6 separate regions of the Mus musculus genome follow, and all the other regions are linked to region 6. The links are chromatin loops, found by intact Hi-C in ENCODE. Cell type or tissue: heart. All regions are shown on one strand. Region 1 overlaps Zmynd11 (zinc finger, MYND domain containing 11). Region 2 overlaps Zmynd11 (zinc finger, MYND domain containing 11). Region 3 holds the start of Gtpbp4 (GTP binding protein 4). Region 4 holds the start of Larp4b (La ribonucleoprotein domain family, member 4B). Region 5 holds the start of Dip2c (disco interacting protein 2 homolog C). Region 6 holds the start of Zmynd11 (zinc finger, MYND domain containing 11).

Evidence for each region. Hi-C counts contacts between places; a loop is a spot of excess contacts. Peaks named below come from ENCODE experiments on the same cell type or tissue, not always from the same donor. Only the 100,000 strongest peaks of a DNase experiment are listed, where the experiment ranks them.
Region 1: it touches region 6 in a loop (2.0-fold over the local background); 3 of 42 quality-filtered maps call a loop at or near these places.
Region 2: it touches region 6 in a loop (1.9-fold over the local background); 7 of 42 quality-filtered maps call a loop at or near these places.
Region 3: it touches region 6 in a loop (2.1-fold over the local background); 3 of 42 quality-filtered maps call a loop at or near these places.
Region 4: a loop joins it to region 6, with 3 times the contacts of the local background. A loop is called at or near these places in 3 of 42 quality-filtered maps.
Region 5: it touches region 6 in a loop (4-fold over the local background); 5 of 42 quality-filtered maps call a loop at or near these places.

Annotation. Positions count from the first base shown.
Region 1 is chr13:9,700,428-9,705,427 of GRCm38, reverse strand. All of the region lies in intron 4 of Zmynd11 (zinc finger, MYND domain containing 11), which reads left to right. Among named protein-coding and RNA genes, the nearest start is that of Gm36423, 28 kb to the right of the region's middle. In heart, no CTCF peak of the experiment used is centred here; no DNase peak of the experiment used is centred here.
Region 2 is chr13:9,691,978-9,696,977 of GRCm38, reverse strand. It overlaps Zmynd11 (zinc finger, MYND domain containing 11), which reads left to right. Exons shown (of 15, transcript NM_001199141.2): 7 at 1,152-1,239; 8 at 1,794-1,849; 9 at 2,632-2,709; 10 at 3,430-3,548. Among named protein-coding and RNA genes, the nearest start is that of Gm36423, 20 kb to the right of the region's middle. In heart, a CTCF peak has its summit at 2,093; a DNase peak (open chromatin) is centred at 1,007.
Region 3 is chr13:8,993,576-8,998,575 of GRCm38, reverse strand. It overlaps Gtpbp4 (GTP binding protein 4), which reads left to right and starts at 2,564. Exons shown (of 17, transcript NM_027000.4): 1 at 2,564-2,627. The coding sequence starts at 2,580. In heart, a CTCF peak has its summit at 2,387; a DNase peak (open chromatin) is centred at 2,445; H3K4me3 peaks cover 2,274 bases; H3K27ac peaks cover 2,022 bases.
Region 4 is chr13:9,091,234-9,096,233 of GRCm38, reverse strand. It overlaps Larp4b (La ribonucleoprotein domain family, member 4B), which reads right to left and starts at 2,353. Exons shown (of 18, transcript NM_172585.3): 1 at 2,054-2,353. In heart, no CTCF peak of the experiment used is centred here; DNase peaks (open chromatin) are centred at 1,743 and 2,433; H3K4me3 peaks cover 2,811 bases; H3K27ac peaks cover 2,299 bases.
Region 5 is chr13:9,274,297-9,279,296 of GRCm38, reverse strand. It overlaps Dip2c (disco interacting protein 2 homolog C), which reads right to left and starts at 2,772. Exons shown (of 37, transcript NM_001081426.2): 1 at 2,231-2,772. The coding sequence starts at 2,315. In heart, a CTCF peak has its summit at 2,589; DNase peaks (open chromatin) are centred at 2,126 and 2,746; H3K4me3 peaks cover 2,479 bases; H3K27ac peaks cover 1,578 bases.
Region 6 is chr13:9,762,081-9,767,080 of GRCm38, reverse strand. It overlaps Zmynd11 (zinc finger, MYND domain containing 11), which reads left to right and starts at 1,760. Exons shown (of 15, transcript NM_001199141.2): 1 at 1,760-2,026. In heart, a CTCF peak has its summit at 2,048; DNase peaks (open chromatin) are centred at 1,940 and 2,670; H3K4me3 peaks cover 3,301 bases; H3K27ac peaks cover 2,661 bases.

The DNA of each region.
Region 1 (5,000 bases), 62 kb after region 6:
CATACCAGATAAAACAAATACACATATCACAATATGCCAGACATTTCAGAGATCACACATGCTATACTAGCTATATTATACACAAAAATCCTAGACATCTCCCCTACATACACACAAACCACACATCATACACCAGATAATACTCACTATACACACACATCACATACATCACATACTATTTTTGAATGAAAGGATCCACTTAAATCATGAAACATAAGATTGTTCCCATAGGTCCTTTAAAAATCTGAAAAGTACTCATCCCTTCTTAAATATTTACATGGCATTTCTCTCTGTGAAAAAATTATTTGTATGAATTGCATGGTAGATGAATATAGCCCAGTAGTAAAATATGAAAACATAAGAAATATAAGAAAACAAAAGATAAATTATTATTATTATTATTATTATTATTATTATTATTATTATTATTATTACATAATGCCTTGGGTCTGAGCTACAAAGCTCTTTGAGTTTGCAGCCTATGGTTCCCCGTCCCTTGGCCTTAACTCTTAAGAGTGCACTGAGGCCTCTAGCCCAAGTCTCCATGCTGCCACATCCTTCTGAACACATCCCAAAGGAGAGATTCTGCAAAGCAAAGCAAAAAGCTTTAGAAGAGCACATGTGAATGTGCTGGAGAGATGGCTCGGTGCTTCAGAGTAGATGCTGTTCTGAGGACCCAGGTTCAATTCCCAGTGCTCCACAACAGGCAGATCATAACTGCTTGTAACACCAACTCCGGAGCACCTTCTCAGACACCAGCCTTTTAAAGTTAACTTTTAAGTCCTAGGTCAAGCCCCTGGTGCCCTTTCTGTCAAACATGGGTTGCAATGTGCCCATTAGGTAGGTGAAGATCAAAGGAATAGAACTTGTCTGTTACTTAAGCTAACCAGAGAATGTTTCTGTGGAGGAGCAGCAGGGGCCAAGTGACTGCTCAGAGGACCTGATGTGGAAGCAAGTCCACTGCAGGGTAGAGGTACTTGAAAGTTGTCTCATGGAAGAAGAGTTGGGGCTACTTCTGTACTCGCTTCATGCTTTGGGGACACAGGTAGTATAGTGTATCCTAACTCCTGAAGCAGAGTGGTTTGTAGTTAATACTCACAATGAAGTGGGACCATGTGATAAATGAAAGGTGTTTAGATGCAATTCTCCTTTCATGTATCTGCTTTGAAATGGCTACTCTTGTCGTTTGGTCAGTTCACTTTTATGAATGTGAGCGACTTAGTATTTTTACCCCCAAAGTAAATATCTTTGCTTTCAAGGTCCATATTAACAAACATAGAATGGATATTTGGCTTTTAAGTGAATTAGAAGTAGAAGCCATTATTTTTTAAATGGTGAGTAATACTGAAAATAATGACCATTGATCACATTAGTTTAAAGATACCTGTATTTCATAAATTTAATTTAAAGGGAAATAGAAAATTGCTTTTAATATAATGCTACCTGAACAATATACTGTCATAAGGTGGCTTTGCTCCCTATGGGCTTAGCTAGATAAAAAAGAAATAAGAACTCTGAAAAGGGGAGAAGCTGTTCAAATTGAGTCTAAGACAGAAAGTGTGAACTCCTGGGTATTGTCGCCTAATCACTGTTGAAGCTATCTAAACCCACTCAGGTTAGGAAAGAAGTCGCATGGTTTGTACAGTGCATTTCCATGGTAAATGTTATAGTAAACAGACTTGGACCCAAGCAACAAGCAGGCTGTGACAGGTTTGGGCAATAGCGTATTAGATCCTGCCATTTCTCTTTTGGAGGCTGGGCAGCAAGTTAACTGAACTTTATTATAGTTTTTCTTTAGATTTATTTTTATGTACTATGCTTGGTGTTTTGCCTGCATGTATGTCTGTGTACTATATGTATGCCTGGTGCCCACAGAGGCCAGAGATGCAGATGGCTGCGAACCATCATTATGGGTCCTTGGAATCAAACCCAGGTCTTCTTTAAGGACAGGCGCTCTTAGTAAATAAAACCATTGAGTCCTCACGAAGTTTATTATAATGCTCAAGATCTGAGAAGATAAATAATGCTTATGCTTTTGTTGTAGTGGATAGGTATGATCTTAAGCAAAACGTGTTTAGTGAACAGAAAATACATAATTTCTCCTTGTTCACAGTGTAGAGTAGATGGTGTTGGGTAGGAGGGATTTGGAGCTCTGCAGACAGAGGTCTCACTGTCTGCATGCCTTCCTTCTTAAAAACAGAACAAGTAGCAAGGAGTGCGTTGGCACAAAACAGAAAAGGAGGGTGAGCAAGAGGGCTCAGTGGGTAAAGGTGCTTTGCTGCCGAGCTTGGGGACCTAAGCTCCATCCCCAGGACATAACGTGGTAGGAGGAGAGCACGAGCTCCCTCAGCTCACCCTTTGACCTCTCTGTGTGCAGTGCTGGATTTGGTAATTCTGCAGGACTGGACTCTTGACTAGGGAGGGCCATGTCAAAAGACTTGTATTCACTTTGATTGAAGAAGGTTACAGCCTGCCAGTGGAGAGCAAGCGTAATCTTCAAAGCTAGTGAAGGGGTTAGAGAGACAGGGCGGTGTGGGCGTCTGTGTAGCTTCTTCTGTTCAGTGGTTCTGACAGCCACGCTCGCTGTGAAAGCTCTTCCTCCATGGTTGGAGGAGCTTCTCGTCTGTTAAAATGCTGGGTGGCCTAATGGTCCTACACCTACACCCTGTGCCGGGGCCTCAGTACACACCCCTGTCTGTTTCCTAACGCTATCTCAGCAGTCTTGTTCTGTGAATATTTTTCTTTTGGTTTTTGATAACAAGGTGTTTCTGTATATTCTTGGCTGTCCTTCTGGAACTCTCTGTGTAGACCAGGCTTTCCTTAAACTCAAAGATTTCCTGCTTCTGCCTCCCAAGTGCTGAGATTAAAGGTGTGCATCAGCACACATACCTTCTGTCGGTTTCTTTTATAAAATATTTAACCTGAAATGCACCTGGGAATGGGGAGAAAACCTATGAAATCCTCAGGCATAAGAGCTTCTTGCAGCCCGAATTTTATTCCCATACATCCCTGGGAAAAGCTCTGCTTCTGTTGAGAAGCGCTCCCCACCCACTTTGGGAGACAGAGTCCATCACTGTGTGGGTCCAGACACACAGCTCTGTGGTCACTGGCACCAGGCAGTGTGTATGACTGAGAGCAGCTTCAGTGTCTAGAGGAGGGTTTCTTACCTGTTGGTAGAAAGGAGGGACTGGGTTCCTGTAAAAAGTGTGTTCTCCACAGACTGGTCTCCCAGTGCGATTCTTTGGGTCAGACCCATATGACCGAGGACACTGAAGTTGCTACTGTAGTGGATAAAATGAGCCCACAAATGCTTAGATCAGAGCCGCCCTCCACAGTGTATCTGATGCATACAATGAGTAGCAGAGCAAAGCTGGGCAAGGATGGAAAAAGACACGCAGGTGGACTGCAATGTGACCTTCAAAAGTTGTGTTTGAAGCCTCACTACTTTACACTTAGCAGGAGCACAGCGGCAGTGGAACTTCAAGTCTTGCCTCAGTGTGTGCCTATGGTTTTGGGGTTTGCTTTGTTTTGTTTTGTTGGGTGTGGGTCACACTGAGGACAGTATGTAGATTATAAACTCCTAGGTCTCTTCCTTCAACTAGCCTGATCAGAACCCTGTGAGTGACTTACAGACATTGGAAGTTTTCCTTTGAGGAGAGATGTAGGTTAGGAGAGCACACACAGCTCCCCTGTGGCATCCGAGTACCACACAGGGCACGTTTCAGCACAGCTGGCACTACCCCTTCCGTTCTGTCTCAGGAGAGTTTGCTTGCTCTAGGGCTTTATATAAGTGGACACTGACATTGTATCCAAAGGCTTCTCGACTGTGATAGACCCAAATAGAAAGTCTAAGCCTGAGAAGAACTTATCAGGCAACGGTAAGAGTTTCCTGAAGTAACATATAAATAAAGATGATATCTGAAGGTGTCTGGTCAGTTTGCGCTGGATGTAGCTAAGGAGGTGAGCCCTGTCTGGCCTCTCCTGTCACTCTCCTGTCACTCTGCTCTGGAATCGTCACTTTTAGCCTTATTCATCTTCACTTGTAACTGCAGCCACTTGCTGCAGACGAATTTCAGCAGAGCAAGAACTAGGTGTCATCCTCTGTCCTACTGTGTATTCCAGGGAAATGAAAGTTCCAGACTCAGCCTCTTTCCCCAATAGCACTGCTGTGTATGGCTATGCCGATAAGTAACCCTGACCATACAGGCAAAGCCAGAAAGGCTGAGCACAGACTGAGGCTTAAGGAGGTGATGACGGGCAAGTGCGGGCATGTGCTCGCTGAACGTTAGTGGAGTTTCCGTGCTGTTGCAGAGGGCTTTAAAGACAGGAGACGCTAGTGAGGGTCTTTTAACCATAGTGATATTCCACTTTCATCTGATTTTTGTGCATAGAAAAATCTGTGTTGCTTTATTTTGTATGGTACTGGCATCAAAAGAAATTAGATTTAAGTCAACAGAGTGAAATATTCCATAGGATTATGTTTAGAGCAAGGGTGCATAGATACAGTTTAGAGAGCAGAGGCCACTGTTGCCAGCCAGGTGGCTGCAGATAGCCCAGCTGGCTTGAGTGACTCAAAGGATGCATCAGAAAAGATAGCTGTTCCTGCCCTGTTTGATTTGTGCAGAGCTAGCTCCAGGATTTAGTGAGTATACTCCAGTACTTCAAGGGCTGATTGTGTGTTTCCTTGAACGGAGTTACCTACCTACAGACCGTTACCCAATCAGCAGCATTTCAAGACTCCTTGGTATCTGATGCTGTCTGGATGTTTCTCATCTAGTGAGGCTGACCATTTGAGGTCAGCAGCCCTGATGTGTGTCCACAGTGTGGTAGAGCAGATCTGACAGGGCGGCCGCCTAGGAGCATGTGTCTCCGTGCTCCCCTTTTCCTGGATGTAGACTTGTTTTCCTAAATGCTGGGGAAAAGCACAGCTCACCCATTTCACCCCGTGTGTAACCGCTTACCACCTGTGCGGCACAGCGGCTCAGGCCATAGGGCTACGG
Region 2 (5,000 bases), 70 kb after region 6:
GCCATCACCCCTCCCATGAAGGTGTCTGGATTCTCTTAGGCTCCCTGTAAAGTGGGATGATGCTATCTGGGTTCATGCTTTGGCCTTATATAATATGAGCAGGAGTCCTGTAAGGAAAATTAGCAGAAAGACAAGATTTCTATGATCTTATCAGTCTGTGATCCAGTTTAAAATCCAAAACATGAATCATGGTTTAGAGCAGAACTCACCAGGAGGCGCTTTGTGGGCATCGTGGCTAGGTATGTAGCTGGGCAAGCTCCTGCAAGGTCCCGTGCCTGTTGTACACTAGCCCGTTAGAGGTAGGATACACAGGAAGATACACAGAAGATACACAGGAAGATACACAGGAAGATACACAGGAAGATACACAGGAAGGGAAGGGAAGCATCAGAGCTGGCCAGCGCCACTTCCCCTGCAATTCTATGTAGGCTGTATAGGTGATGACCTAGGAGAAGTGGGAATTATCATTAAAGAAAGGGCAGTTGAACTAGTACTACTATATAAGAAAGAAGTTTCATGAGTCACATGGTATGTGAACATTCCTTAGAAGACTTGGCTTTCCAAGCCATTTTTATGCCAAAATCACTAGGATTCAGAAATTCTTGCTATTTCCAGGTAGCTTAGCTCTACATAAAGTACTAGAAAAGTTTGGGCTCCTTTCTACGAGGGGGAGATACCCCTCCAGAGTCTCTTTGGCCACCTACCAAAGGCCAAGCTACAAAGAGTGCATTGAAGAAAGTCCTTTTCTGTTTCTCACTAATGTAGAGAAAGCCATGCATTGTTTTGGTCTATAGAGGAACTCCTGAGACTTCACTGCAAGCCAATGTCTGGTCCTGCTCAGAATCACATCTTAAGAGGTTTGGGGACTGTTGTGTAGGCTAATGGCTCCTCCTCTGTCTTCATCCAGCTGTTAGGAAGATGGCAGGCATATGTGGCCCTGCTCTGTTCTAATCATTTCCTATTGGCAAAGCTCAGCAGCAGCTGCCCCCACAGCTGCAGTTGAGGCATGGCAGCTGTGCAGTCCACTGTGGGAAGTAGACACACTGGCCACATGTGGCTCTGTTATTTCTGGTGCAGGCAGCCAGAGTTCAGATGTCATCTGGGCAGATTCTGCTGTGTCCCCTTCTCAAGTTCTGTCTTTTACCCCACAGAAGGTGAATGAGGGGAAGTACCGGAGTTACGAGGAGTTCAAGGCTGACGCACAGCTGCTTCTCCACAACACAGTGATCTTCTATGGAGGTTCCATCCTTTTTGTCTTTCTGTACAGTTTGAAAATATTAAATTCCACGTTGAATATCTGCAACAGTTCTTTGTAATTCATACATGAGTAATGATGTTGGAATTTAAACTGATGCTTGCTTCCTGGTGTGGCTTACAGAGGTGATGGCCAGTGCCCTGTGTGGGGAAAGCATTCTTTTGACCTTTTTTTTTTCCCCTGGTGCTGAGGATCTAGCTAAGGGACTTGTGAATGTCAGTTAAGCACTCTCCCACTAAACTACATCCTCAGTGAAATGCCGGCTTCCCATCCACATGCTCTCTCTTAGCTAAGAGGGTTTTCTGAGCACTTCAGAGTTTTCATACTTTCCTACTAAGATCTCCTTCTCAAAGACACGAAATCCCTCTCTAGGAGTTGTGTTAAATGCAAGTTGCCTGTGCCACCTGAACATTCTATAAAACGTGTGTTTTGAGATGACTGTGTTGCCATTTGATAAACGGAATGACAGTAGAGTGGCTTGACTCAATGGCAGTGGCTTCTAGAATATTGATGATAGGTTGTTTATCTTCAATTACAGCAGACAGTGAGCAGGCGGACATTGCACGGATGTTATATAAAGACACGTGTCACGAGGTACTTTATATTCACACTTAATTATTAAACTTCTGTTATAATCCTACTCGTCAGGCCTCTGTCCTTCATTGCTACATCTTAATTGTGGCAGTTCCTTTGAATGTAATTCGATTTTCATGTTCCGCATATATGGGAAGGAAGTAAATATTCTTGGAAAAACTTAACAACATGTTATGGCAAATAACTTTAGTAACTTTGAAGCACTGCTCATTGCTGATGTGTTGGTGAGGTGGTGAGATGTGCACGAGCTGCCCTCTGTAGCCAGAGCCATGTCTTAGAATGAGGGTCACATGACAAGCCAGTTAAGGCAGAGAACAAACTCTCTGTGCATACAGGAAGAGAAACATCGAAAGTTTTTCTTGTAAAAAAAATCTCAAATAAGGAGTTTGATTTCTTCCGTTCATTTCAAATTCAGATTTTCTTTTTTAGTTATTTAAGTCTTATTGGATCACTTCTGTGTTAGAAGGAGTGAAACGGTGATGTAGGTATAAACTCTAGGGCACAGAGAGCTATCTGCTGGAGAAAAGTTGGCAACAGGAAAAGAAAGAACTAACCTGTACAGTTATGAAGAAATCTCTGCAAGCAAGGCCGGCAGTGGGCAGAGCCAGGGAAGGACACTGTCACCTGGCTTGTGAGTGGAGGAGTCCGCTGTGGCAAGGCCTCGCTCATACTAAGGTGTTGAGTTGCAGTGCGCTAGATTAGGGAAGGGCCCGAGAACACGGCTGCATGCCACGCAGCTGCATCTCTTCTGCCGTGGTTCAAACCGTTGCTTTGCTTTTCAGCTGGACGAGCTGCAGCTTTGCAAGAACTGCTTCTATCTGTCAAACGCACGGCCCGACAACTGGTTCTGCTACCCTTGCGTATGTGGGATTTTGTGATTTTCCTTTATAGAGAACTGTTTGTTAGTTATCCCTGTTTACTTACGGATGGTAAAGCCTGTGAAATATACTTCTTTACATCATATAGTTCATGTGATCTTAATGAGTATGCACAGATGAAACCTGACAAAGCAACAACCATTCTCAGTTCCGAATGTCAACAGCACTGAGTAAGACCATGCCTGGGTCCCTTGATAAACAGGAGAGCGAGGCTTTTGCTTTTCCTCTGTTTCAACAAGAGACCTGAGGCTTTGCCTCTCTCTGCTGCTCCATCATTTCCTATGAAACGGCAGCGTGTGTGAGCATTTGAGGGCAGTGTCCCCAGAGACTCTGACATCAGGTGGACTTAGGAGGCCTCACAATCAGAAAATCTCTGTGGGTCCTAAAACTCTCCCCTTCCTAGCACACAGCCAGGTGCTACTGGACGCACACTCAGTGCACTCTGCTCACTGCTGTCATGCACGGGGCTCTTGGATTTAGAGGCCACCTTATCCCAGCTTCTGCCTCATCTGGAGAATAGTCTAGAATTGTTTTTTCTCTTAAACATATGAATTGTGGTTATTTTGTTGATGTCAAAAGAAAAAAAGTACTTCTATATATCTCATAGTTAAAAGGAAATATCCAATTAGATTATGCCTTACTTAGCCCATGTTTCTCTACTTAAGTAGTTCAATATTAAAAGAAATAACATATCATTTTCAGATACCTAATCATGAGCTGGTTTGGGCTAAAATGAAAGGTTTTGGGTTTTGGCCAGCCAAAGTCATGCAGAAAGAAGACAATCAAGTGGATGTTCGCTTCTTTGGCCATCACCACCAGAGGTAATTCACAGCTTGTGCAGTAGCCAGAGCTGAGCTCATGAATGTGTGGGTGGCTGTTCTAGGGACAGGAGCGCCATGTTTGTTTCACATTCACACATGCCTGTAGCTAGTAATAACTTATGTAAGTTTTCAGTATTGTTGTAAAAGAGAATTTCAGTGGGATGCTTTGTTCTCAGGTGTAGAGCAAACTTGTGCTGAAATTGAACCCATCATGCAGGGCATGGGAGGGTCCTCACAGCCGCTTCACACTGTAAAGATGCACAGGTATTGAGTCTTCTCCATGACCCCAGTAACAGGCAGAACCAATCAATTCAGGATTGTACGGATGGAGATGGACAGCACACATTGGCTCCACTCCAAGGCATGAGTTCGAAAAGCCTAAACAGTTACATATGTGGAATGCATAAAATGTGTATATTCTAAACAAAGAAGTTGGCCCTAAAATTACTTCACAATATTTCATAAAAGATACCAATCTGCAGGATGACACACATAATTCTCACTATGAATTAAGGCCCTAACAATATTGAACATTTTAAAATTAAGATGTTAACAGGATTCTCCTCTAAGTCTCGTTGCAATTAGTTTGGATTAGAAAAGTGAATTTAACTTTTGAGAATTCCCATTGGAGAGCATGGATAAAGCCAGAAAAGGTTCTAAAAGTGGAGTCACAGTAAAGTCAGCTGTCTGAACATCTCCTTAGGGCTGGCTTGGTGTCTTGGGCCGAGGTCAGTAATGCATGAGAGGCTTCAGAACAAAGGACCGTGTTTTCTCCTGTGCTTTGTCTTATGTCCCTGTGAGTACTCCAAGTGTCTTGTGTTGTCACTAAGTACTTGGAGAAGTACTTAGGAGACAGAAACTAATGTCATTATAATGAACGACTTCACTACCGAGTGAACATTTTAGCTTTGATGAAGAGGTAAATTTTAGCATTACAAGCTTCACACATCATATCGAGTTGGTTTCAGGTTCTCACAGAGGGACACTGTGCATATTCCAGTGGAATCAGTCAGTGTGTCCAAGTCTCTGCACTGACTTCTGTCATCCAGACACATTGGCCGGGCTCTCCTCATACAAAGATAGGAAGAATGGTCAGACCTCTCAATAGACCTGACACTCTACCATGTAGTACAGAATCCTTGATCTGGATAGAACATGTATGGCTGCTTAGAACACACAGTAAAAAGTCCATCTTATGAAGAGTATTTAATGTATTGAAAATAAACAGATTGTAATTGTGAATTCATACCAAAAGAATACGTTTCACAAGAAGGCGCTAGTTGCTAGTTTTCAGGAATGTGTTTTTGATAGAATATTGTATTACTCATAGGAGGCAGAAAACGTAAAGTGAATGATTTTGGACTCCCTCCTCTCTAGACTGTGAAGCTGACTTAGGAAAGCCAACTGTCGCCTGACACATGGGGTCTGTTGTAGTGGGTTTTTCTAGGATCT
Region 3 (5,000 bases), 770 kb after region 6:
ATGAAGAAGAGCAGGACTTGTTAAAAGATCTGAAAAGTGAGAGAGCACACACAATGACTTAGAAGCAGTATGTCAAAGCAGGTTTTGTAGGAGCCAAGCCACATGTTCAAGGCTTTTTATATAATTCTTATATATCTTATATAATTTTATATAATTTCTACATATAACAAAATTGTATAGTTTTGTTTCCTCACCAAATATTATAAGGTTTTTGTAGGAGCTAAGTGAGTTAATTTGGGGTCAACTGCTTTGAACACTGCTTGAGCTATAGTCAGCCCTATTTAAGGTTTAACACCATATGGGATTCTTGAGTTACCTGAGAGTGAAAATTTTATCAATTGTCCAAGTGCTTCATCCTTATCCACTTCCTCCTATTTGAGCTGGGCTCCAAGGACTGAGTCTCCTTGGTGAATACCTGGATTCTGCTAACCCACTGTGTGGGACCACATACAGCTCTTTTGCCTTATTCCATAATTTTCCTTCTCTGCTCCTGTTCCTGGGATTCATCATCAGTAGGGCCACTCTTCTTATGACCTCACCTCTGCCCCTGAGGCCTCATCTACTAACTTTGTTTCAAGGTCTTTAGTCTTGGTCAACCTTGCTCTTGACTCTGTTCAGTTTTGTTCAGTACCCTAGTGGGGAGTCAGAATGTGAGGCTGTCCTTTCCTTTCCTTTTTTTTTTTTTTTTTTTTTTTTTTTGGTTTTTTGAGACAGGGTTTCTCTGTGTAGCCCTGGCTGTCCTGGAACTCACTTTGTAGACCAGGCTGGTCTCGAACTCAGAAATTCACCTGCCTCTGCCTCCCGAGTGCTGGGATTAAAGTCGTGCGCCACCACGCCTGGCCTTTTTTTTTTTTTTAAGATTTATTTATTTTATGTATGTGAGTACACTGTATATGTACAGATGGTTGTGAGCCTTCATGTGGTTGTTGGGAATTGAATTTTTAGGACCTATGCTTGCTCCAGTCCACCCTGCTTGCTCCGATCAATTCAGTTCACTCAGTTTTTTTTTTTTTTTTTTTTCCTTTTTGCTTTTTCTGAGACAGGGTTTCTCTGTGTAGCCCTGGCTGTTCTGGAACTCACTCTGTAGACCAGGCTGGCCTCAAACTCAGAAATCCAGCTGTGTCTGCCTCCCAAGTGCTTGAATTAAAGGCATGCGCCACCACTGCCGAGCCTCACTCAGTTCTTGCTTACTCCAGCCCAAAGATTTATTTATTATTATACATAAGTACACTGTAGCTGACTTCAAACGCACCAGAAGAGGGTGTCAGATCTCATTATGGGTGGTTGTGAGCCTCTATGTGGTTGCTGAGATTTGAACTCAGGAACTTCAGAAGAGCAGTTAGTGCTCTTACCCGCTGAGCCATCTCACCAGCCCGAGACTGTCCTTTCCAACAGCACAGAGAGATGCATTTAGTCAGAAAAGCAGAAAGTAAATGCTCTTGGGAAATACCCAATTTAACATATCTGGAGTCTGATTGAAAATGTCTGATTGTAATTAAAAAAGACACCAGGCTGAAAGCAACTTGTATTATCAAAGTAGTCCACACTGGGGCTGTGAAGGAGAAAGGAGAAAGGAGACTTTGAGGAGAGGAAGAACCTTGAGGATTATCTAGTTAGGGAGAGACTCAGGAAGGTAAATTAGCAAAGAAGACTGCATTCTAGACATCAAGTACCAGAATGATGGATGTCACAGAAAAATAGGGAGAAAGGTTTGAAGAAGATGGCAACACCTGAGAAAGGGTCTTTTAGTTAAAAGATAATCATGAGGCAAGAGTAGATGGATTAAGGTAAAGAAATGGGTGGCTTAATTAAACTGACAGGGAAAACGCAAGTGGGAAGGTTGGCTTCAATCCATGTAGGTCTGTACGGATCAGACTTTGTGTCTATGTCTGGTGCCTGGGTTCTGGGCAGCTGTGTGGGGGGCAGAGTTTTTTCACTGGCCCATGTCAGGTGAAGGTCAGGTGAAGGTGGAGCACCCACAAACCACCTCGAGACTGCAAGGTCAGGAGAGGAAACTCGGGCCACCTGGAAGTATGCAGTCTACTCCATTAACAGAAGCCCCGTCAACATAATTTACTCGAATAAATAACTTTCCACACTGCCAGGCGACAGACAGCCTTTCTTGCTCAAGGGACACCAAAGTGATGCAGAAGCCCCGCGCTGCGTCTTCCCGCTCGTCACTCGCTCTGGCCGCGGCGTCCCCAGAGGTGGCTGGAAACACCCTTTGGAGCCCCGAAGCCGGCTTGGGTGAGGGCAGTGTTTCCTGAGAGCCCCGCCAAGGTGGCCAGCCGGGAGTCTCCCTTTCACCCCGCAAGGTTATCTCTCCCACCTCTAAACCCAGCAGATCTCTACCGCGGCTCTTGGCGGCGGACTTCCCGGCCGAGCGGGGACGCTGTGGGACTAGAAGCCTGTCTAGGCGGACGCGTGGGCCACGCCTCGCGGACATTCAGGAAATGATGTAACGCTTGAGTCCGGCAGCCAAAGTTGTGTCACGCCGGATAGCGGAAGTCCCGCCCACCTCCGCCGGCGGAAGTCCGGTCCTCCGCTTCTCCTGGTTCCTCGTGCGTTCCACCGCCGGCATGGCGCATTACAACTTCAAGAAGATTACGGTGGTGCCGTCTGCCAAGGTAGGGGTGACAGAGGTCGTTTCCGCCTATCTCCATTTCCCCGACAAGTCGCCAGGGAGGGTCCAGGCCTGTATCCCCGAGACTGGGGGAGGGAGGACACCGTGCAGTCCCTCGGCCCTCAGTGCGGAGCTCCGCTTGCTAGGCTTTGTCCTCGCGACCCTCGGAGATCAGTCCCACTCTCTGAAACCAAGCCCCTCTCCTGCTGTCCTTGGGTACCCTAAGCCCTAGAATCCCTCCAAGACATCAGGGCCGTTCCAGAGCCTATGATTCTTGTGTGGCCTGCCGACGGGACAAAGTGTCTGGGTGGTGGCCACAGTAAGGAGCAGGGTAGGAAGCCTGAAGGGGCCAGTGGTGAGCGTCGTGTGAGTACCCTCCCCTTTAAGTAGAATTTGATTCGTGACGTCACGGTCTAAAAAGATTTTAGGTAGCTGTCATTTTGTCGTTGGACTTAAAAGATGCAATTGGTTATAAGCACGCAAGTAGCCAGGCCCACATTATGTAACGTAGCAAGATGCTTTCCTCCCAAATGTCGAGAATGAGGTAGGCTAAAGAACCTAAAAGGATACACCGGTTTCTCTGGCAAGCCATGGGCATTAAATTGCAGAATCAGTTAGAGGAACCAGTGTCACTATCGTTAAATTGACCGCAGTGTGGGTGTTTTCGACATCCCCCTTTCTGAATGAGCTTGCTTTGAAAACTTGTGTAAAGAACTAGTATTTTCTGGTGGGCGTGGTAGTGCACGCCTTTAGTCTCAGCACTAGGGAGGCAAAGGTAGGCGGATCTCTGAAAGACCCTGTCTTGAAAAGACAAAAACCATGTTTCCACTAGTTGTTTTCCTTACACGTCTCTGTATTTCTCCTTTCTTCCTCTTTCTGATATCCATTCTGATACGTTTTTCACACGTTTGTAATAATTGGAAAGAAACTACATGTAGGAATCACATTTTGTTTTAGCCCACGAGACTGTCGCCACTACTTCTCAAGTGCATGTTGAAGGAACTCGTACACTTTTTATTTCACTGGAAATAGAGTTCATTGGGTCAAAGGAACTTTGTTGATATAATTGACCTAGGAAAGGCAGCCTTTGTCTCTGTTGCCCTGAAGGAGGTCTGTTTGCAGATGAGTTTGCATGTGTGTAGATAGGTGGTGGGAAATAAAAAGTCAATCTGAAGAGTATGGGGTGCTTTTGTAAAGTGTGTGCCAAGTTCTGTGTATAGAAACACATAGAATAGTCTGCGTCTTTAAGAATCATATTCTGGGGGCTGGCGAGATGGCTCAGTGGTTTAGGAGCGCCGACTGCTCTTCCGAAGGTCTCGAGTTCAAATCCCAGCAACCACGTTACGTCTGTAATGAAATCTGATGCCCTTTTCTGGAGTATCTGAGGACAGCTACAATGTACTTATATATAATAAATAAATAAGTAAATAAATCTTAAAAAAAAAGGATTTTCTGAAGGAATAACTGAATGTGTTTATACCCACCGCAGTATGATGGAGAAGTGTGAGCTCCAATTGGCCCTCTGTATGAGTTCAAATCCAGAGTCAACCAACACAGATTAAAAACACTATTTGAAAATTGCATCTATATTTAATGTACATAGACTTTATTTTCTCTTTTTTGTTTGTTTGCTTTCTTTTTGTCTGCCTTGGCTGGCCTGGAACTTATACATTTCTGCCTCTAGGATTAGGATTAAAGGCGTGAGCCACCATGCACATAGACTTTTTAAAGGAGCATTCCCTACATATAGTTACAGCTATTTACCGTATATGACAAATATATGTGGATTCTTCTACACACAAGTACTGTGCCATTTTATAAAGTGAACTCAAATATCTCTCTGTTTTGGTGGGCGAGGGCTTGGGTGGGAGGAACCCTGACTATAAACTCCTGTAAATATCAGAGATTTGGGATAACATAAGAATGTAGTGAGAACTGGGCAGTCGGTGTTAGTGCATGCCTTTAATCCCACTACTGAGGAGGCAAAGGCAGGAGATCTCTGTGAGTTTGAGGCTAGCCTGGTGTACAGAGCAAATTCCAGGACAATCAAAGCTACACACAGAGAAACCCTGATTAGAAAAATAAAAACAAAGAATATACTAATAAATGGGTGAGTTTGGAGAAACTTTTCAGTAGGCAACTTTTAAAAGATATGAGGACCATGGAAAGGAACAGAGTAGAAGAGCAGCAGGCCTGAGTATCCATGCTCTCCGTAATCTGGCAGACTGTATTGTGATTACCTGCTTGCCTTTGGTTTTGTTTCGTTGGATCTTAGTGTCTTCTTCACTGTTTTGTCTTCAGCATTGTGTTCATTCTATCCTTTATTATAGAAAATGATCAATATTGTTCAATTAATGGAAGTGATCAAGGGAAAGTA
Region 4 (5,000 bases), 670 kb after region 6:
AGCCCCCAAAGCATTACTATGAAATTTCAGCTACTTCATTTCAGCTGCTCTTCTACAGTGTGGAAAAATGAATGCAAACTTCTACACCCATTATAATCATCTATTTTCTCTCTGGAGCCTACTCACATATAGTATAGCTCCCTTCTCCAAACTTATATGCTGTCTCAGAACCTGTCTTCTATGACAGAGACACGTGATCAAGACATGAGTAATAAATTAAAATTGCCACCTATAAGGCAGAATATCAAAATTAGGAATTCAGTAACAATAAAAATAGCAAAAAGCAAACATCTGCATGCTTCATGCTTACATCAGTCTTATGAGACTTTTCAAAATTTTAGTCACCAAGAAAGTAAGTTTTTTGTTTGTTTGTTTTTGGTTTTTTTCAAGATAGGTTTCTCTGTGTAGCCCTGACATTCCATCTGTAGACCAGGCTGGCCTCCCTTCCTTTGCCTCCCTAGTGCTGGAATCAAAGGTGAGCTCAGGATAGCTTCTAATGACTAAGAAGCCATGCCGTTCCATATAAATAAGTCAACTCAAGTCACATTAGTTTTCAAAATATGAGATGAAATATATTTCTAACTAGTTAAAGTTTTAAGGGAAAATGTACTAACTAAAAAATAAACTTTCAGAGAGCATTCTACTTTAGCAATTCCCAACAAATCTCCTTAAACTATTTCTTGTACAATTTGATTACAATACTGGATTTTGGTATATTAAGCACGAAGAAAAAAAGCCTCAATTAAATTAACCCTGACTGTAAATAAGAGAAGCCAACCAAGTTAGGGAAGTATAGAAATTGCACATAATATACTAAAAGACCACCAAAAACAAAAACCATCACCCTTTTCTCCTCTTGTGGTCTTGCAAACACCAACTCAAAACAAACTGCAAGTGCATTTTAAATATTCAACTCAATTTGAAAAGGGAAGCAGCTAAATATCCTAAAAGAAACAAATGCAGTTGCTATTGCCTCTATTTAAAACTCCCTTGTTTGACTGTGTGCTACAAACTAATTCCACTGCAGCCATGGGAAGCCCTCCCGTTTGTTCAGTTATGGAAAACTTCAAAGTTTCAGTTTATGATTAAAACAAAGTATTCCAACGCCAGTGAGAAGGTCGCGAATGGAAGGCAGATTGAGATCATTTTTCTCCGGGTCGTTTTCTCACATTTCGAGTCAGTCCAAATTCAAAGCCACCTTACACCAAAAAACGAGGGGGTTAACAAGATTACATTCACTGAAAGTCACAAGATGCAATGACCTCAACTCAACAAACTTCATGTTCTACTATACACCACTGAGAAGCAGGTGGTTAAGAGGTTCCTGGCCGGTTACCATGAGTCTTCACATTTAATTTTTATTTCTTAACTATCTCAAAGTCGGACCCGCTCAAGTCTATCAAGTGTATGGGGGAAAAGGGAGCAGCATTCCAAACACACACTCGAGCAACAGGATCCTAACTTCCTGGTTCTAAAGGAATGCGATTCCCTAATGAGCCACCTCTCCCCGCAGCAGCGAGCGCGGCTGTCTGGCCGGTCTCCGGCGGGACCGAGGGGGGCGAGGCCCCGGGCGCCGCACTGCGGGTCCCCGGGGCCCGCCCGCCTGCCCTCGGGGCGATGGTGGCCTGCGACCCCAGCCCATTCTCCTCGGGCTGCATAGGCAAACCCCCAAGAGCCTGGGAGACGCGGCCTCCGGGAAGACTCTGCACACGTCTCACTTCGCTCCAGTCCTCCCCGGCCAGGGCCGTGTCAGTCAGGTCTGACCCCGGCCCGCAGGTCCTCCCAGGTCCAGCCTACCCCGGGCTATCGGGGCCACAGTCCAGCCTGCCCTGCCGCTCCCTCCGCGGCACTGCCCCTCTTTCTGTCCTCCCCAGCGCCGGCCCCAGCCCGGCCCTGTGCCGTTCCCCTCCCCGCCCGGGCCCGGCCCTGCCCGCCACTGGCCCCGTCCCTCCGGGAAGATGGCGGCCCGGTGACAGGCTGGTGGAGGCGCGGGTCCGAGCACGGGGCGCGGAGGGAGGCCGCCCCGTCGGTGACCGAGGACCGCCCCGCTCACCTGTCAGCCGCCCGCCCCGCCCGACCGGCCGCCCGCGGGCTCGTCGCCGCAGCCCCGGTGCCCGGCGACCGCGCAAAACACGCGGGGACGGCCGAGGAGGGAGACGGCAAGAAAAGGCGGCACGGCCGGGCCGGGCCGGAGACAGCAAAGAAGAGCGGGCGCGGACTTGGCAGCGACGGCAGCCGATCCTTCCTTTTTCGGGCCCGAAAATGTCTCAACCTCGAGACTCCAGATCCCCAACGCTCCTTCCCGTTCGCATGAGAACACACAGATCCCACTTCCGGGGCCCTGCGGAAGTCCCACCCCCGCGCGGCCCCGCGCCCTACCCCGGCGCCCTCACCCACCCGGCCCGCCGACTGGCGTTTGGCGCCCAGGAGAGCCTAGCGTCATGGAGGCGCTGCGTAGCGATTGGCTAAGAGGGGACGCGAGTCCTCCCTTCTACTTCCCCCGGCCTCTCGGCGCGCACCCATCTCGCGGCATCTGTGATTGGCGCGTGCGCGCACGACGCCAATTTCCCCCCCCACACCCCGCACCGCCCCGCGCCGCCCCACCCCGCCCCGCCCCGCCCTGAGCTGCTGCGCGCGCCGCACACCTCGTCTCTCCCCGCCCATTCTGCAAGCCCCGCCCTGTAGCAGTCGGAGCGCCAGTTGTAGGCAGCTTAGCATCTTATGAGCAAGTGCTGGGGTGTGGGGCGTCCCAGGCTGGTGGCGTCCTGAAAGCGCACCCCTCGCTCCGGACCCGCTGTCCCCAGGACCTGGACCCATGTCCGGCATTTCTCTACAGCTTCCCCGACTTCAGTATGGGACAAGAATGATTTGGATAAGCAAAGAAACCTGCTCTTGTCGCTTCCCAGAGAATTGAAAATACTAAAACCCTTCTTTTATCGATTTTCTTTTAAAAAAAAAAAAGAAAAAACGTATATTACATTTACTTTACTTAAAACTTGCTGCCTACTTATCTGCGTTTATTCGCCGGTTGCTTACTGTCTATAATTCATTATTCGAAGCCATACGAATTTTTCCCGAATGAAAAAGCTCTCTTGGAACAATATCCATGGTTACCATACCATACCATACCATACCATACCATACCATGGTTCTGCTCATTGGTTTCTAGGAACATTTTTCAAATACTGAAGAGTGCATTTTGGAAGAACCATCTTTGACTCTCCTGTATTGGGTCTTTTTTGTGGGAGTTTCTTCTCTTCCTCCCTCTGGGTCTTGATGCTCAAACTCTTGGTGTTTACACTTCAGAGCAAAGGCCTTAACCAAGTGAGCCACCTCACCCAGCCTCTATGTGACACCTTGTTGCAGTTACTAGGCTTAAGACTGTTTCCTAGTTAACTATTTCACAGGCATTCTCACAGTATTTAGTCTCATAGTAACTATTCTCACGGTATTTCTTCTTCAAAGACCAGTTCTCACTATTTTTACACAGGCTGGCTCCCTCGCATTGATTGTTTTGCCTCCCACCTCCCGAGTTGGAAGTACTGCCTGGCACTATGTGCCCTACTCATTGACGTGTCTCTAAAGATAATAAATTGTAAGTAAAGCTTGCCTCTGGTACTGGAAAGAATATACAACATTAGTACTATTAATGCTTTTCCCTTCCCTGGTAGTTCTGCCTGCTGTTAACACCTCGGGGTATTTGGTGTCCGTAAATGCAACTGGTACACCTAATCCAGAGTACCAACAGGTATGTCCTTCAAATATATCTTCTCCATCTTGTCAACAAAGATCTTCATGGCTCCTTGTCTTTCCTACAGGATAACATTAAGTACTATTGCATAAAAAGAAGGACTTTCACAAACTAGTGAAAACGGTCTATTTCCTTTCCTACCCTGTAGATTGAGACACCCTAACTTTCCAATTACATTAGTGTACTAAGAATTCTTAAGACATTGGGTGAGTCAACTCAGTCTATGCTAGAATAAAGCACAGCCTATACAAAGTTTTTACTGAGAACCAAGTCAGCATTTAATAGGTGTTTTTTCCTATAAATCCCCTGGGATGTGGTTCAGTGATAGTGCCTGCCTGACATATGAAAGGCCCTGGCTTCCATTCGTAGCATGGAGAGAGAAGGGGAGAAGGGGAGGAAAGGAGAGGAGAGGGAGATAGAGAGGGAGAGATGAGAACCTACGATCCAGAGCATCTTAGGTCCTAATCACTATGATTCTGTTTCCCTCATACGCCTACCCTCTACTTCTGATCTACTCTTGCTTATCTCCCCCCACGCCCCCCCCCCCCCGCCCCTTTCCTGTGATCCTATCTCCCTTCTAGGTCCTCTCTGTACTTTGTAGTTCTAGTAAAGACTTAGCAATCAGAGCCAGATGCAATGGCTCTCACCTTTTGCTTGAGCAGCTCATGGAGGTGAACCAGATGGATCACTGAACTCCAAGCACTCCTGGGGAGCGTCAGTGTGAAACACTGTTTCAAAAAAATAACTGAAACAAGATATCCATCCAGTCACTACTATCCCCCTTTTTAAACTTTTAAACACTTCATTTTCTTTTCTTGTATGTGTATATGTATCCAAAAATAATAGAGTTAATGAGGGAAAGGGGAACTCTCTTCTTCACACACACACACACACACACACACACACACACACACACATACCCCTTTTAGGTAGAAGGGATTGATTCTCATGTGGGAATTAATTTGTTCCTTTCATCATGTTGGGTCCCAAGGATTCAGCTGAGATCATCAGAGTTAGTAGCATGGGCCTTTGCCAGCAGACTATCTCAGTGTAATTTGCAACTGGCACCACAATGCTACCCCACCCCAGTTAAATGGTAAGTACTAGCCAAGGAACTGATAAGTGCTTTTGCCAGCTGATACACTGTGTTGTTCATATGCCCATGGATCTTCCGCTGGAGCACAGGAAACTTGCCAATGACAACATTCTCAAACAACAACAACAAACAAACAAACAAACAAAACCAGTA
Region 5 (5,000 bases), 490 kb after region 6:
GGTTCCAAGGAGTAGCAGAAGCTGAACACAGTGACAAAAGGCTTTTTTTTTTCTTTTCTTCTTTTCTTTTCTTTTCTTTTCTATTCTATTCTTTTTGTAATTCTTAAAAGTTTAGGTCAGGTCTCAACATAGCTCATATAGAAAAAGAAAATAGAAAAGGACTTCCTGAATACAAATATATGTACACACTTCTCTAAGCCCACCCATTCACCAAGAAACTCATTGAGTCCTCTAAGTTCTATACAGACACAAGGTGCTCACAGGGAGTTAAGCTAAGTACACCTCATCTAAAGTGGTTTTCCATACTTCTCTGGGCAACACTCACTCTTCAAGAGTGATCGATCATGACAGGTGACCGCTGTTACCTAAAAACAAAACAGACAGCTACTCTCAACAAGAGGAGAGCAGGATATGTGGCTCCAGGCATTATGTGAGGCTTTGAGAGTAAATGTGAATTGACTTCCTAGTAGGCAGGGAGATTCAGACCCTGCGGAAAGGGCTCAATGCAGGTTCAGATGGCTTCTCACTTTTCAAGTATGGGTGGGCAGAGACACATCACATTAACATAGTGCAGATAGCAGAGGTGCTTGCTTTGAGTGAGAACATGAATGGGAAGGGGTGCTTTCAATACAGGATGCAGACGATAAAACAGCGCTGGTAAGCTGAAGAAGACAGTCTATCTCAAGTCTAACAAAACACAAATGTTTCTTTATAGTTACTTACTAGAAATACACTGTCCACACTGCATACCTCATCTTCCAGTTTAAATCTAAAGAATTCAGCCCTGCCCTTTCTGCCTGTGGAAGGGTGATGCTCTCTCTTATCTCTAGATGGTCAGAACTGAGGCAGGAAGCACAGTCTGGGACACATTATCTTTTCCTCCATTGGAGCTTCCCAGGGACTGCTTCCAAAACACCTTGGAGAACCCCAAATTCGGGATAAAGAAAATGTCTAATCTATGAGAATCTGATAACAGAAGCAACACTTACAGCCACCTGGTTTACTCTCCACCCTGCAAGTGTTAAAAGGGAAAACGTAAAGTCAACGTCAGCTCCTCCCCATGATGAAAACTGGCACGAATGAATTTACGTTCTGGCTGCTGGCCCTCACAAATCGTTACCAAAAAAAAAAAAAGTTTACCATGCTAAACTGCTCCAAATATTAACTCAAGAGAGACGACAGGCCATTTCCACACCACTAAGCTGTAGTCTTCTCAATGAGTGGGATGACCGCTAAATATTTATTACTAGACACATTTTGGAACTTTAGTGGAGGAAAAAGGAAAAAAGAACCTACAAAACCCAAGCTGAAACTTATGACAGTTGAGCACATGATGTCCACCATGAAGAGCAAAGACGAAAGCGTATATAACACTCCGTGAAATCACAGCAGAGCAGCCGCAAAGTCTCAATGTCTCTATCCGGCACGATGGGAAGGAGGCATCCAACCTGGCCTGAGGGGGGAGGTTTTAGGGCTCTAACTCAACCAGCTCGTCACAAACACGCCGGAACAATAGTACTACTATCTTCCTCCCGCTGACAGGACCGTGTGCCTGCAGCCTCAGGGGGATCCAATCCCGAAGTCCACTGACAAGTTTCGCATTAAAATCAGGCCATTCAGAGGCCGTCCCCAAGCAGGGAGCGTGGAAGCATGTGCTGTGCTGGTGCTGGTGGTGCTGCTGGTGCATGTGGTGGTGGTGATGATGGTGGTGGTGGTGGTGGTGGTGGTGGTGGTGGTACTGCAGCTGCATCAAGGACGCAGCGCCTCTCCATTAGGGAAGAGCGCACATCCCCACCAAGGCCATTTCCCCCGCAGCCCTAAAGGTTGCTCCATCTTGCTTCGTAGCCGGGAGCCCCGGGCCCAGCCGCAGCGCGCAGGGGGCATCGCGGCTGCACCGTGCCAGTTGAGCCTGGAGGGCGGGGGCCGCGGCACGCACACGCGCGCGCGTGCACACACACACATACACACGCACACACACTACACACACACACACACACACACACACACACAAGCACGCGCGCACACAAGCACATGCACACACATGCACCCTCCCCGGGGCCACCACACGGGGCCCGGGCCAGGGTCAGGGCCGGGGCCCCGCCACCCCGAGGCCCGGCGCGCGCCCTCCCCGGAGTGACAGCACGGCCCGGCCCGCGGGGCCCCGAGCGCGCTCCAGAGAAGCGGTGTCCCGGCCCGGCCCGGGCGCGGGGCTAAGGGGGGTTGCTGTTACCTTCCGACAGCTCCAGCTCCAGCTCGGCCAGCCGGGCCCTCACCTCCAACGGGAGAGCCATGCCTTCCAGGCTGCGGTCCGCCATGCTCGCCGCAGACGCCTCCGCCCTGCCGGCCTCCTCTTTGTTCGCCGACGGAGGGCTCCTCAGCGGCCGCCACTCGAACCCGGAGGAGCCGCACTGAGGAGGCGGCGGCGGGCGGGCGGGAGCGGGAGGCCGGGCGGCGGCGGGCAGGCGCGCGGGGATTTTCTCCTTAGCCTCCTCAGCCTCGTCAGTCTCCTCAGCGCCTCCTCAGTCTCCTCAGCGCCTCGTCAGCCTCCTCAGCGTCTCCTCAGCGCCTCCTCAGTGCCTCGTCAGTCTCCTCAGCCTCCTCAGCGCGGCCCCGACCCTGGCGGTGGCCTCGCGCCCGGCTCTCTGCGCGCCTCCCCCAGCCGCGGGCTCCGGCCCCGCTCGGCCGGCACCGGATCACGGGCCCGCCCGCGGTCACGGCCACAGGGCTCTCGAGCTGCTCCGCGGCCGCCCTGCCCCGGCGGGAGCGAGCGCCGCTGCGCGCGCACCGGGCAACAAGAAGGCGCGCGCGGAGGGTGGGAGCGCGCGGACGTGCCACGGCGGCGCGCGCTCAGGGGGGCGGGGCCTCCAGCGAGTACTTCGAGAGCGCGCTCGTGGGACAGTGGTGCATTTGGCCTTAGGAGGGGGTCTTCCCAACCCTGAGGCTTAGTTAGGCTCCTCAAGACTCAAGGAGAAAAATAAAGAAGGCATTCGGAAGCACACCCTAGCCTGCTTGTTAAAACTTCAAATGTTCTGGATCATCGAGGGCTGATTTTTTTAAAATACTTTTAAGAGGAAAAAATAATTAAAAAAAAAAAACAAAACAGCATGAGACATAGATTGAGTCCTAGGTTTGAAGTTTAAAAGCATGGATCTAGAACAGACTACTATATGACCTTGAAACACACAATGTTTTGTCTAGACTTCATTTTTCCCATCCGTGGAAATAAATCAAGGTAGGTTGGGTCTGTCACACACTGTCCAGCCTAAGGAGTCTTCAGCAAGTGTCTTCTCCCTCACATCCTACAATATCATCCCCTGCTTTTCTTCTACCTCTTGTGAATTTTTTTCCCTTTGGTCATCGCCTGTGATGGTATCAATGTCTATTCTGAATGGCTGATACGGAGTCTGACTATTTGGGGGCATTCTCGCATGGCCAGCTGTCTCCAGAGTAATCTCACCTAGCTGCCCCTGAAGCCCCAAACACCACAAAACCAAAGTAAAAACAGCATCTCCTAACATTAAACATCCACCTGCTTCTTAAAGCATTTTATTAACTCTTTGAGAATCTCCTACAATGTATCCCTTAGCTCCTCCCAGAGTCATCCCCACCTCTCTACTATCCCAATTTTATGTCTATTATTATTATTATTATTATTATTCAATAACCTATGGACTCCAATTTGTTCTGCTCAAATATTTCAGGATGGCTGATCTCACAGGAGGCACATCCTTATGGAAAAAAATAATAAAAAACTGACTCTCCCTCCCCGAGAAGCCATCAACTGGCCATAGGGATAGGAGCTCATTAGCCCTTTGCTATGGCATGCTAGAATGTTAACTGCCTTCATCCTGTGCTGGCAACCATAGCTTCTGTGAGTTTGTGAGTCCAGAGGTATTGTCGTGTCCAGAAGACAGTTTTGTTCCCAGTTTTCCTCAACCTCTGACTATTACAATCTTTCTACTCCGTCTTCTGTGATGGTCTCTGAGCTTCGGGTGTGGGGTTATGATACAGACGCCCTATTTGTGACTGAGCACTCTACTGACATCTATTCTCTCCACTTTGATCAGTTGTGAGTTTCTGTGTCAACCACTACACAAAGAAATTCCTCTGATGAGGTCGGAAGTCTGCACTAGTCTGTGGGTAGAGAAATACAAATTTAGAGGGCAGTTTGATGCCTCGTCCCTTTAGCGGAGTAGTAATAGTAGGTTAGGTTCACTCCTACCTATGATCTCCCCAGCCAGATTTGCAGTACCAGGCATATGTTTCCTCCTGTGAGGCAGGTCTGAAATCCAATCAGACAGCAGTTGTGAAAGCATATGACCTTGATCTTCACACATAGTATTAATATCATTCAGGTTATTATTGCAGGGTTCATAGATGGTTAAAACTGTTAAACACACACATCCACAGCCTGCATAGCACCTTCCAGTACCAAGCAAGACAGCCAACAAAGAAGAAACTTACTGATTAGCATTGATGGATTCTGCCATGTCCTATGAATAATGTGTACGGTGCCTTCGGCCTTAGGGTCTTACCCATCACCCACCTGCTTTTATCAGCTACTAGTGTTTTCCTAATTATCTAGGCTAAAGTCACCCTGGCTTCTCTACCTTCCTTTATCTTCACACAACTTTTGCTTCTCAGTCCCCTCAAATGTATCCCACAAAAACACTGATGGTCTGCTTCCTTCCCATGCCTGCAAACACTGTTTCTAGTCCCCATGCTTCTTCCTGCCTGGAATATTCTAAAGACCATTGAGATGGTGTACCCAGCAATGGGACCCTGAAATTGTAGACACTTCTTTCAACAGTGCTTCAGCACATCTTCTTATGGAACGCAAGTGAACTTCTTAGCTTTAAACTAGGGGACCCTCACTAACTGCTCCAACCTTCAGCCTAGTCTTACCTGCCCACCCCCCATAGGTTCTTGAAGAAAGGATGACTAATATTCAGCATCCTTGCTAATTGTACATCAGTCTTCTGAGGCAGGACCTCATGTGT
Region 6 (5,000 bases):
ACTCAAAATATCACAAATATTCACCTATATGTTTTTTTCTAGCTTTGGATAATATTTCAGCTTTTTTTTTCAACTTAAGTCATTTGGACTTTGTAAAAAAAAAAAAAAGAATATAAAGTAAGAATATAATTCATTTCCCCGACAGACAATTTCCATTCTTAATTGCTTGAATAGTCTGTCTTCTTTCCATGATTTTTCTCAAAGCAGAATGTGAAAGAAGCAGTATGCTCAATTGAAATTGTGTAGCATAGGGTGTATTGATTGTGGCCAAGGAAGAATGCAGGGCTGTGTGAGAGTCTGTGAAACACATGTGGATTGATGCAAACCATCCCTCAACTCCATCATTCCTCCTGTCTCCAATTTCTCCCCTCAGACCCCTCAACCTTTTGCCTTCTTTCACAACCCAGTACATAAATCCAGAGTATGTCACAGGTTGCACAGAAACAACTACATTACTTTGGTCTTCCAAACCTCCGTCCAACCTCCAGCCACTGGCCTTCTGACCCACCCTCATATACTCACCCAGTTGACAGACAAATGCAGTTAATAAAGCTGTTGGGCTGGGAAACTATAGCAAAGAAATAGGAAATCTTATAGATAGGCTATCTAAGAGAGTTATATGTAAAAATAGAAGCTATTTCTATTCTGTATAACTGGGGGGAGTCACTTTGTTTTCCTAAACTGTATTTCTCTCTCCCTCTCTCCCTCCCCCCTTCTCTCTCTCTCTCTCTCTCTCTCTCTGTGAGTGTGTGTGTCCCTCCCTCTTTCCCTCCCCCCCACACAGAAAAATTTTCATACTTGAGTAGCTTCTGCAAACTACATAGAAATATAGAAGTAGGCATTCCTCTACAGCTGAAAGAAGACCTTTTTTTAAAAAAGAGGTGATTCACTTAAAGAAGTGATTTCCAGTCCAGCAGTCCAATCCAATACGGCATGATTTCCCCTGGCATCCTTTAGTCCACCCATCTAGTTTAAGGGCGACTTCTGAAATAAACTGGTTCTTTCATTCCATCACACAGGTGGGTCCTGGGGCTTGAACTCAGACTTTCAGGCTTGGTGGTGAGTGGCTTTATTTGCTGAGCAATCTTGCTGTCCAGCCATGCCATATTTTATTATTTAAATGAATTATAAATACTTCATGATCTTAGAAGTGGGGGCGGGGGGAAGCCAGAAACAAACATCAAAAGAGCAAACACTTCTCTCTGCGATGCTGGTATCAGTGGCAGAACTGTTAACAGTTTGAAAGACCGTTTGACTGGTGTACTTCAAAAAGCCAACTCAATGCTACTCTAAGTAAGTTCTAACTTAGAGATCAGCACTGTAAACAGATGGATAATTTGTATAAGAACCCTAGATTTCTAGGGGCGTCGCCAGTGATTTTTCAGGTACATCTATCCAATGAGAATAGGGACAGGCAATCTTAGCTAATGGGTTTCCCCTTTTAAACTCCTAGCAGGCAAAGGTTGTTAGGACAACGTATGACATCTGTATATGCTTTGACTTTTCCCCCAAGACTTTTAAAGCCATATAGCTTAAGGGCTCTCCTCTGATTAGATCTAGAATTGCTCACTAGAAAAGATAACCTACTCCTCACAGCAATTTGTAATGTTCTAACCAGAGTGATAATGGGTGGTCCATTCTTTCTAAACGTCCCACTTGTGCATATTTGAGACGGGGAACTCGGGTGTCTTTGCAACTTTTTTTTTTTTTTTGAGCACAGGATTGGAAAGCGAGGGATACCGTCTTACCCACTCGGGTCAGTAGTACACGGGCGAGTGCTTGTCCAACACGGAGCCATTAGGAGCCAAGCAAAGTGCCGAGCGGGTCCACACCGCAAGCTGCAACGCAGCCCACCGGGCTTGGCCGGATCCTAACAATGCTACCCTCGTGTCTCGGTGCTCGCCTCCAGCGCGCCTGCACGTACGTAGCTCGCACGTGTGTGTTGACATGGAGTTCGTGTGTGGACCCCCTTAGAATATGCTGAAACCGATTTCTCAGCGAGGCGCCGGAGACAGGTCGAGGGAAGGTAGGAGCGGGTGCGGCGGGCTCCCCCGGCCTCGGGGCGGGGAGACAGCGCGGGCCGCGCAAGTCCCGCGCCGGCCGCTAGAGCCCCCCGTGCGCAGCTCGGCCCAGGCCCCGCGCTCGCCCGGCCCGGCCCCGCGCTCGCCCGGCCCGGCCCCGCGCGGGGAAACACTCAAGCGCACACAATGAACTCCGAGGAGGCCGCGAGCCGGGCCGGCCGCCGCGCCCGCACCGTGTGAACCGCCTCTTGGTTGGGGGATGCCAACTTTGCCCCCCAGGCGTCCTCTGCAGCCCCGCAGGCCCCGCGCCGCCGTCGGGCTGAGGAGACGCGGTGAGTGAGCGAGCGAACGAACGAGCGAGCGAGAGCGCGCGGCGGGCCAGGCCTCCAGCCGGCGCGCGACGCCCCGGCCGCCTCGCCCGGTTTCGCCCCGGCGCGCGCCGAGGCATTTTTTTTTTTTTTTTTCTGTGGTGGAAGCCGCCGCCAACATGGCGCCCCTCGAGCCCCGAGCCCTCCGCGCTGAGCCAGCGGGGGGAGCCGGGGAGGAGGGAGGAGATGGCGGGGAGGAGGAGGCGGCGGCCTGCGTCCCCCCCGCCCCCCGCGCCCGTCGCCGGCTGAGGCCCGAGAGGCGCCGGGCGGCGGGAAGGAGGCGGCTCCGGAGGGAGGGCCGGGCGCGGCGGCGGCAGCGGCGGCGGCGACGGAGCGCAGCATAATGGTGGGGAAAGCTCGGCGGCGGCGGGGCGGCTGGGCGGCGGGGAGGGCGGAGGCATCCGCGGCGGCGGCAGCGCGGCCTGAGCTGTGGTGGCTGCCGGGGCCCCGGGCTCCCGGGCGGGCGGGCGGCGGCTGCCGGTGGCGTCAGGCACGGCCCCAGGCCGGTGAGGCCTGAGGGGTGGGCGCGTTTCCTCTGTCCAGCACCTTGTACCTCCGGCTGACGTGAGGAGCAGGCCCGCGGGAAGGCCGCGGAGAGCCGCGCGCGGCCTGCTGGCTCCGGGAAGCCGCGGAGTCTTGTGAGCTCCTCCCGCCCGGTCCCCGCGCCTCCCGCTTGGCCAGGCCCTGGGGCCTTTGCGCGGAGCGTGTAGCGAGCGGGCGGACGGGGAGCGATGAAAGCGAACGCCCCTGAGACCCGAGACCGGTGTCCGTCGCTCTCCCGGGGCTGCAGGCGAGCGGGTAGCGAGGCCTCAGCTGCCTCAACAGGTCCTTCTGGCCGTCCTGGGGGGATCGGCCGTCTTGTGCCCACGCAGAGCTGCGGAGAGAAGCCGATGGGGACGCTGCCTGTGGGGTTGTGGCCTGAACTTTCGCTTGCACTGTCTCCCCTCATGCCTTTTCCCTGGGCCGAGCCGAGGGGGCTTTTGCGGTGTGTCCGTGGGACTTAGTGGTTGGTGATGTGTTTGTGGTGCTCAGTGTGTGTCCGTGGTACTGATTGTCCTATGTGATTCGTGTGTAGCCCTCGGTGTCACCGGCAGTATGCATGCACACAGTCCTCTAATCTGTATAGACGCCGGCCTCTGCCAGCGAACAGCTGAACTGTGCGCTGGATTCCCGGTGTGATAAGATGTGAACATAGTATCTAGCATTGTGTGGGGTTCAGTGTGCAGTATTCCTTGTATAGAGTATCCAGTGCCATAAAGTGTTACAGAGTATCTGGTGTTAACATCCCTTGCATGACCAGTGTGATCGGTGTTTTATACTGAGTACACACAGCGTACCTGCTTTCCTGTAGGGTTGTATACACAGTTACTAGAGTCATAAGTAGTGTTTACACAGTACCCATGTTTAGTGGGAGGCATATACTGTACCTAGTGTCTTATGTGGTATGTATCCAATTGCTGGTTTCACTTGCTGTATACATAATGACTGATGTCATGTGTGTTTTTGAGCATAGAGGAAGTGGCCAGGTGGCCCGATGAAGGAGAGGTCACCCCAAAGGCAGTAAGCATTTTAAGGGGTTTTGTGAGACTATCTCGCTCAGGCCCTCTCTCTGCTTCACCTGGGAGTTAAATTTCCTACAATCAATTGTGTTGTATGCCGGCAAAAATATTAAAAAAAAAATCACTAGGAGACGCAGAAAGTAAATGCTTTAAAAAAAGAAAACAAGATATGTAACAAGATATGTAGCTTAATTATTATGGGACACATAATCTCAAATGATTGGGGGGGTGCCATTGATTCTAATGAGTGTCTAGAAGTTAATAGAGAGTGTCTGGTTGTACTCTAAAAGTTTGAGTGTTTTATGGTAGTAAAGATGGTGTTTGTATTTTTTAAAATCTCTAATGTGTTAGACTAGAAGAAGAAATGGGAACTTATGTACATACAGGTAGATTATTTTCCTGGTCTTTGTTTACATTGTAGTCAGTACTTTGTTTACATTGTAGTCAGTATTTTGGCTGACTCAGTAAGATGAAGAGGCCAGAGAATGAAAGATTAGAAGACATGAGCTGCGATTATGATCAGGTTAGAATAAGTTTCTTGTTGAGCTCCGATTAAGAAAATAGCTGTGCTTTACCCGCTGTTTTTTCTGTATAGGCGGTTCAGGTGAAAATTGCATTTCTTGTGTTCTCCAAGGTGGACAGTTGGGTTTTTCTTGCAGTTAGCATTTGCAATAAATGCACACATGAGTGCTTTTGTTATAAAGAAAAATAGATTTAAGATGTTAGAACTCCACTCTGATTCTACTTAAATATTCTTCAGATATCTTAAAGTTAGTGCTCTGGGTGGATGTCCATTTGCCTGTTTCTGTAAAGGACATAGGTTTGTTTCACCCCTTTGTAACCCTTCCTCTGTTCCCCTTTAGGATGGTTCTGATAGCATATAATAGAGGCATTCATATCCCTGCATAACTTAATTGAGATGCTAATTGGAGCAAAGATTTTTGACATTTGTAACAGAACTATCACATGCTGTTAGGACAGTGGTTGCTTAAAGCCCTAACAGCTGTTGGAAGATTTTTTATTACCCTCTCTAGTTTTCAGTTGATTGATTT